Regions from separate parts of the Mus musculus genome. Here region 1 is linked to region 2. A link is a loop called in an ENCODE intact Hi-C map of the cell type or tissue named here. Cell type or tissue: heart. All regions are shown on one strand. Each heading gives the region's core, and the rest is flanking DNA. Links, peaks and the distances in the headings are about the cores only. Region 1 has its middle 3.0 kb from the start of Bhlhe23. Region 2 overlaps Gm30144 (a long non-coding RNA gene).

Region 1 (2,907 bases), core at 305-2,804, 210 kb before region 2:
ACATTATACAAATTATGTCTTGATAAACATGTTTAAAACACAGCTGTAGTGTTATGTATTACATTTGTATGTGTGGTGTGTGAGCAGGTGTGTATGTGTGTGAGTATGTGAGTGTGTGCATGTGTGTATGTGAGCATGTGTATGTGTGAGCATGTGTATGTGAGAGCATGGGTATGTGTATGAGAGAGAGCATATGTGTGTGAGCATGTGTGCTGTGTAAGCATGTGTGTGTGTGTGTGTGTGAGTGTGTGTGAGAGAGAGAGAGAGAGAGAGAGAGACAGCACCTGTATGGAGGTCAGATGACAACTTTCAGGACTCACTTCTCTTATGTAGGTTCTAGGGATTGAACTCTGGTGACCAGGCTTATGAAGCGATCTTGCCAACCCTAAAAACATAAATAAAACATACACAGGACACTTCCTCATCACCTTGGAAAAGGCTAGCAGATGCTCCTGTGGGGGAAGGGAGAATAAAGGGGAAAGGATGAGGTCTTGTCAATTCTCCTGCAGCTGGTGCGCAGATGGGAGCATGTCCCTTGTGGAGCTTCTAAAAAGATCCTGGGGAAAAAAGAAAGAAAGAAAGAAAGAAAGAAAGAAAGAAAGAAAGAAAGAAAGAAAGAAAGAAAGAAAGGGAAAAGAAAAGAAAAGAAAAGAAGAAGAGGAAAGGAGAGGAGAGGAGAGGAGAGGAGAGGAGAGAAGAGAAGAGAAGAGAAGAGAAAAGAAAAGAAAAGAAAAGAAAAGAAAAGAAAAGAAAAGAAAAGAAAAGAAAAGAAGAGAGGGCACAAAGGCAAGACTTTCCCCCATGGCCCCTGTGGTGGTTTGAATAAGAATAGGTTCATATATTTGAATGCTCAGTCATCAGGGAGTGTTACTACTACTTGAGAAAGATTAAGAGGCATGGCTTTGTTGGAGTGGGTGTGGCCTTGTTGGAGGAAGCGTGTCCTGGGGATGAGCTTTGAGACTTCAAACGCCCAAACCAGGTCCTGTGTGTTCTTCCTGCAGCTTGCAGATCCAGATATAGAACTCTCCACTACTTTTCCAGCACCATTTCTGCCTGTGTGCCTCCCTGCTTCCTGTCATAATGGCAATAGACTAAACTTCTGAAAGAGTTGCTGTGGTCATGGTGTCTCTTCACAGCAATAGAACAGAGCCTAAGACAGTCCCCCGTGGGAAATGAAAAGTCCATGCCCAGAAAGAATTTGAGGGCATGGACTCGTGCCACCCAGAAGCACTTGGGAAGTCTGCATGAGGCAAGGGTCACCAGGTTCCCTCATATGAGATGGCTGAATTACCCAGAGGAGGCCACCATTACCTGACATCCAAACAGTGGGGGAAGAGTCTCATCCAAAATCTAAGGTCCATTTTAACCTCAAAAAAAAGCCAGACCACGCCCACTCTGAGTCAGGATGGGGCTGTCCTGGCTCCAGTCCCATGCGTTATCCTAAGACCATGTGTGTTACGGAGAGGACCCACATCTGTAATGGGAACGTACAAATGGTTGGTGCAGAGCATCATGTCCTCCCATGCTTCGTGGATGAGAGGCATCAAGAGCGCTGCCTTCTCAGCTGTGGTCCTACTCAGCCCTGGTATGCCTACGGCGCCCAGCTCCAGCAAAGGAACGTTGGATAGGGGTGATGGTAAACCTGGGGTTTCTCCAATTGCCCACCAATCTGGGAAAGAGCCTGAGAAGTTGCTTGTGCAATCTCCTTATCATCCAGCAGGTGGCAGTGTGGCACTACAGGTGGCAGTGTGGCACTGCAAAACTCTGCCTCTCCTTGCAGCTCGCCTATTGCAAGTTGGTTTGCAGTTTGTTTGGTTTGTTGGTTTTGATAGGATCTCATATGTATCTCTGAATGTCCTGAAACCCACTGTGGAGACCAGGCTGGCCTTGAACTTAGAGATCCACCTGCATCTGTTTCACAAGTGCTGGGTTTAAAGGCAAGTGCTACCACACCCAGCCATCTTGCCTATTACAAACAGGTGGCTGGCAACCATGCCTGTCCCCAACCTAACCCTTCAGAGCTGTGATGGATGCAACTGAATGTTCTCAATTAACTGGATGTCTCCATTTCTTTTTCGTCTCTGTGATAAACACTCTGGCAGAAAGCAACTTGCAGAAGGGTGGGTTTTAGTTCATGGTTCAAGGTAGAGTCCATCGTGTGAGAAAATCGAGGTGGCGGGAGCTTGAAGCAGATGACCACATCATACACACAGCCAGAATAGGAGAGCAACTGATGCTTATATCACTCTCTTCATTTAACAGCCCAGGATCCCACCCCAGGGCACAGTAGACCTGCCTTCTCAGCCTACCGTCATGACCAAGATGTCTCCTACAGAAATACTCAGCTATACCTCCCAGGTGATTATAGATTCTGTCAGACAACTAACATTAGTCTTCTAACTGGAGGACATCTACTCTCCTGGCTGGGCAGTTTAGAAAGCTCAGAGTCTATCCCTCATAGACCCAGGTTGTATCTTTAATGCAAATCAATAGCAGTCATTGTTAAAGCAAAGCTTGAAGACCCACCACATCCATGGCCATGGCCTAGAGTTTAGTGCACCCTGCTGACACCCCACTCATAACAATATCCACTCCACATCACCCAAGAGCCTCCCATTCAGCATGGCCACAGGAGCCGTCCTCCACCCACAGGCTGAGACCTGGATCCGTGCAAACAGCGCTCTCTTCCTAGCCTCCCACACTGCTTTGGTCAGGCTCTGGAAGCTCTACTGGACTGGAGCAGACAAGTGCAATGCTGTCCTCCCCTTCCAATCTATGCAGTTGCTGCCACAGGGGCAGCTTCAAAACTACTCTCTTGGGATGTCATTCTGGAGGCCAACCTCCCTGTCATCCAAGGAGACAGACTCCCCTGAACAGCTTCAGGGGCTTGTGCTACTACTGTGTGCC
Region 2 (2,907 bases), core at 234-2,733:
GCTCTTTTGGACACTGGCTCCCTGTACCTGCCTCCTTCTGGTTTCTTGTTAGAGGGCATCTGAGGGGGTTAAGCGTAAAGCAGACCAAGCTTCTTTTGATGGATGGGGAGCAACTGGAGGGTTCTGGGGCTGTGGAGTGTGCGGAACTGAAGCTGAAGGCAGGGACTCCATGGGGCTGGAGAGGACCACATCCCTAGGTCTTGGAATCTGTTCTGTTGGCCCAGATGTAAATCTATTCTCTCTCTAAGGAGACTGTCACTTTGCCCAGTGGTTCTCAGGAAGAAAGGAATCATTTATCAAGTAAACTGAGGGCTTTCTGGGGAGAAAAGGGAGCTATGGGTCACCACTGTGCCAAACACCCTATGGAGGATATGGACCTGAGTCTTACCTGCTCGGCTCCATACTGGCTCATAGGACAGAGATGCTGTCCGGCAAAAATGGGATGTGAATTGCAGATACTGAGAGCCCAGGAGCTGTGAGCTGGTGGTAGGCTTGTCTGTGGTTGGAGCTTCCAAACTGAGCTCTGATAACCGCAGATCATGGGAGCAGACATCCCTGGCTCAGCTCTCTGTAGTTCCTACCTGAGAGTCCTTTGCCCTCGACTATGTACAGAGATTGTGACTCCCAGCGCAGAGGCCACGGTTCTGTTCGGCCCCTGTGCACAAGCTTCTTACACTCTCTTGGTTCATCGGGGTGACCTATGTGGACCTGGAGCAGATACTCTGCCACCCGCTGGGATAAGTGCCTCATTAGTTCATCTTCCTAAGGTCTGTGTGGTGACCCCTGCACAGCAGGCTGAGAGAGGACAGACAGACAAGCTCTAGGCCAGGGGTGTAGGCTAGTGCTATCTCAGAATGAGGGACCTTTTGTCCTTGATCCATCTAGTTCCATCTAGCCTTATAAGCCCTTCCTTCCCTCCTGGGCTGAGAGCTCTGCTCTCAGAACCACAGATCATCTGGGTCTCAGAGGTATGGGGTATATATAGGAACAATCCTGAATGACCTGGGTGATTCAGAGAGGAGAGCCATTCTCACTTGTCCACAGCGACACAGGCTGCTCATTTATGTGTTGGTAACTGGAGCAAAGATGTGTTTGATGGAGCCCAAACATCCCTGTTGGATACTGCGTCTGTCCCTGCTGTGGTCGGGCTGCCTCCAAGAGCCACAGAGTTCTCACAGCTTCCAGTCACACGGTTGTTAGAGAGCAACGCTCGCTGTGAGCTTTAAGAAAGGCACTGTCTTGGTCTGGCTTGTCCAGGGACTCAAGGCCAGTCTCCTTAGGGGGCTTTTCTTTCCTTGAAGTTTCTGGTCACTGAGGCTGGTATGGCTAGGTTCTCTCAGGGCTGCAGTAGAGATGGAGAAATGGGCTGGCTAGCTGGGTCATTGATAGACCCCAGGGATTTCATTTGTTCTTGGCAGTGAGCTGGGCTGTCCCAGGTCTCCCTGCTTGGCTAGCTGTACCTAATTGGCTGCCTTCCTACGGCTTGGACTTTTGCCAGCTTCGAGGTCCAGGGCAAGAGGCCCTCTCATACTTTGTAAATCCCCAAGCTTGTGGAGTGTGGATGTGGAGAATAGAGCCTCTTCCTTCTCTGCCTCGGGTGTGTGCTTTTCCTCTTTGGCTGAGGAAATGAAAAGTATTTTTGATGTTTTCTTTCAAAGCTTGACACATTGCAATTGCTTATGAAATCTCAACAGACAGCTGACACATCCCAGTTTCCTGAAACTGAGCAGGCTGGGGGTAGGGGAAGGCTGGCAAGCATGGGTCTCCTTCACTGTTTCTTATGGGAGCTTTTTCAGAGCAGAACCAGAAACTCCAGTGTGAGTATGGGGCAAACCTGGACCCCAGGAGGAAGAATAGACTACCTGGCCTCCTGTCTCCTTACTCTAGCTAGTAGTAGGTAGAAAGGCTGCTGCCCACTCCTGCCCAATTCTTACCCTGCAGGCCATCAAAGCTGTTCCCACCTGGATGCCAGTGGCTTTCTAGGTAGGAGAAATCATATGTTTCCTGTGGAGACCACATGTGGGGTGACTACATTGGACAGAGTTCCTGTGCTCTCTGGGAACAGAAGACCACCTCCAGGCCCTAGCACCTCCCATTTCTAGCCCTCTGTTAGTCTGGAGGGTCAGGAATAAAGCTCTATCCCAGGGACAGCTTGGATTCATGGCTTAGCCTTAACTAGAGTTCTTTAACATGGGTTTGAGAGGACACTGAGATGAATTGTTGGGGTAAGGAGTTTATTAGAAGAGTTATCAACAATATGGACAGACTGACAGACAACAGCATGGCAGAGGCTCTGAGAAGACTTCGGCACCCATAGACAGATGGTGTAGTAGGGGTTCTGAAAAGAGGGGATCAAGGCTTTCATGGCAGGGAGGTCTCTTGTCACATGCTTTTGAGGATGAGGGAGTTTATAGCACAAGCCTGTAGCCAGGCTCTCTGATTCTCAGGCAGGAATCAGAGAAGAGGGTGGAGGGCAGGACAATGACCTCTCAGGACAAACACACTTCTCCAGGGGAGAGAAGTAGGAAGCTTGTAGGAGGGGGAGAACTGAAGTTTATGTGTGTGCACATGTGTAGGTCCCTGTAGAGGCTAGAAGACGATGTAGGATCCTCGGGAGTTATAATTACAGGTGGTTGTGAGCCTTCTGATGTAGGTGTTGGGAACTGAACTCAGGTCCTCTCTCTACAAGCAGAACAAGTCCTCTTAATCACTGAGCCATCTCCTCAGATCCATTCTTTTTTCATTTAATCCAAGAAAGGACCAAATATCTTTCATTTGTATATTTGATCCAAGAAGATTACCAAACAGGAAATCTGTCTTTTTTCCCACTGGGGTACTGATTGTGAATTTAAGTTGACGTTGTGTTCTGTGTTAGTCTGGTCAAGATTCTGGAGACACCATAAGGTC

What was found. A loop is a pair of places that touch in the nucleus more often than their neighbours do. Peaks named below come from ENCODE experiments on the same cell type or tissue, not always from the same donor. Only the 100,000 strongest peaks of a DNase experiment are listed, where the experiment ranks them.
Region 1: a loop joins it to region 2, with 5 times the contacts of the local background. A loop is called at or near these places in 10 of 42 quality-filtered maps.

Annotation. Positions count from the first base shown.
Region 1 is chr2:180,778,483-180,781,389 of GRCm38, reverse strand. No RefSeq gene overlaps it. Among named protein-coding and RNA genes, the nearest start is that of Bhlhe23, 3.0 kb to the right of the region's middle. In heart, for the core only: a CTCF peak has its summit at 1,708 (motif pointing right); a DNase peak (open chromatin) is centred at 1,739; H3K27me3 peaks cover 2,243 bases.
Region 2 is chr2:180,568,016-180,570,922 of GRCm38, reverse strand. The region is part of intron 3 of Gm30144 (a long non-coding RNA gene); the gene reads left to right. Among named protein-coding and RNA genes, the nearest start is that of Mrgbp, 12 kb to the left of the region's middle. In heart, for the core only: no CTCF peak of the experiment used is centred there; a DNase peak (open chromatin) is centred at 1,472.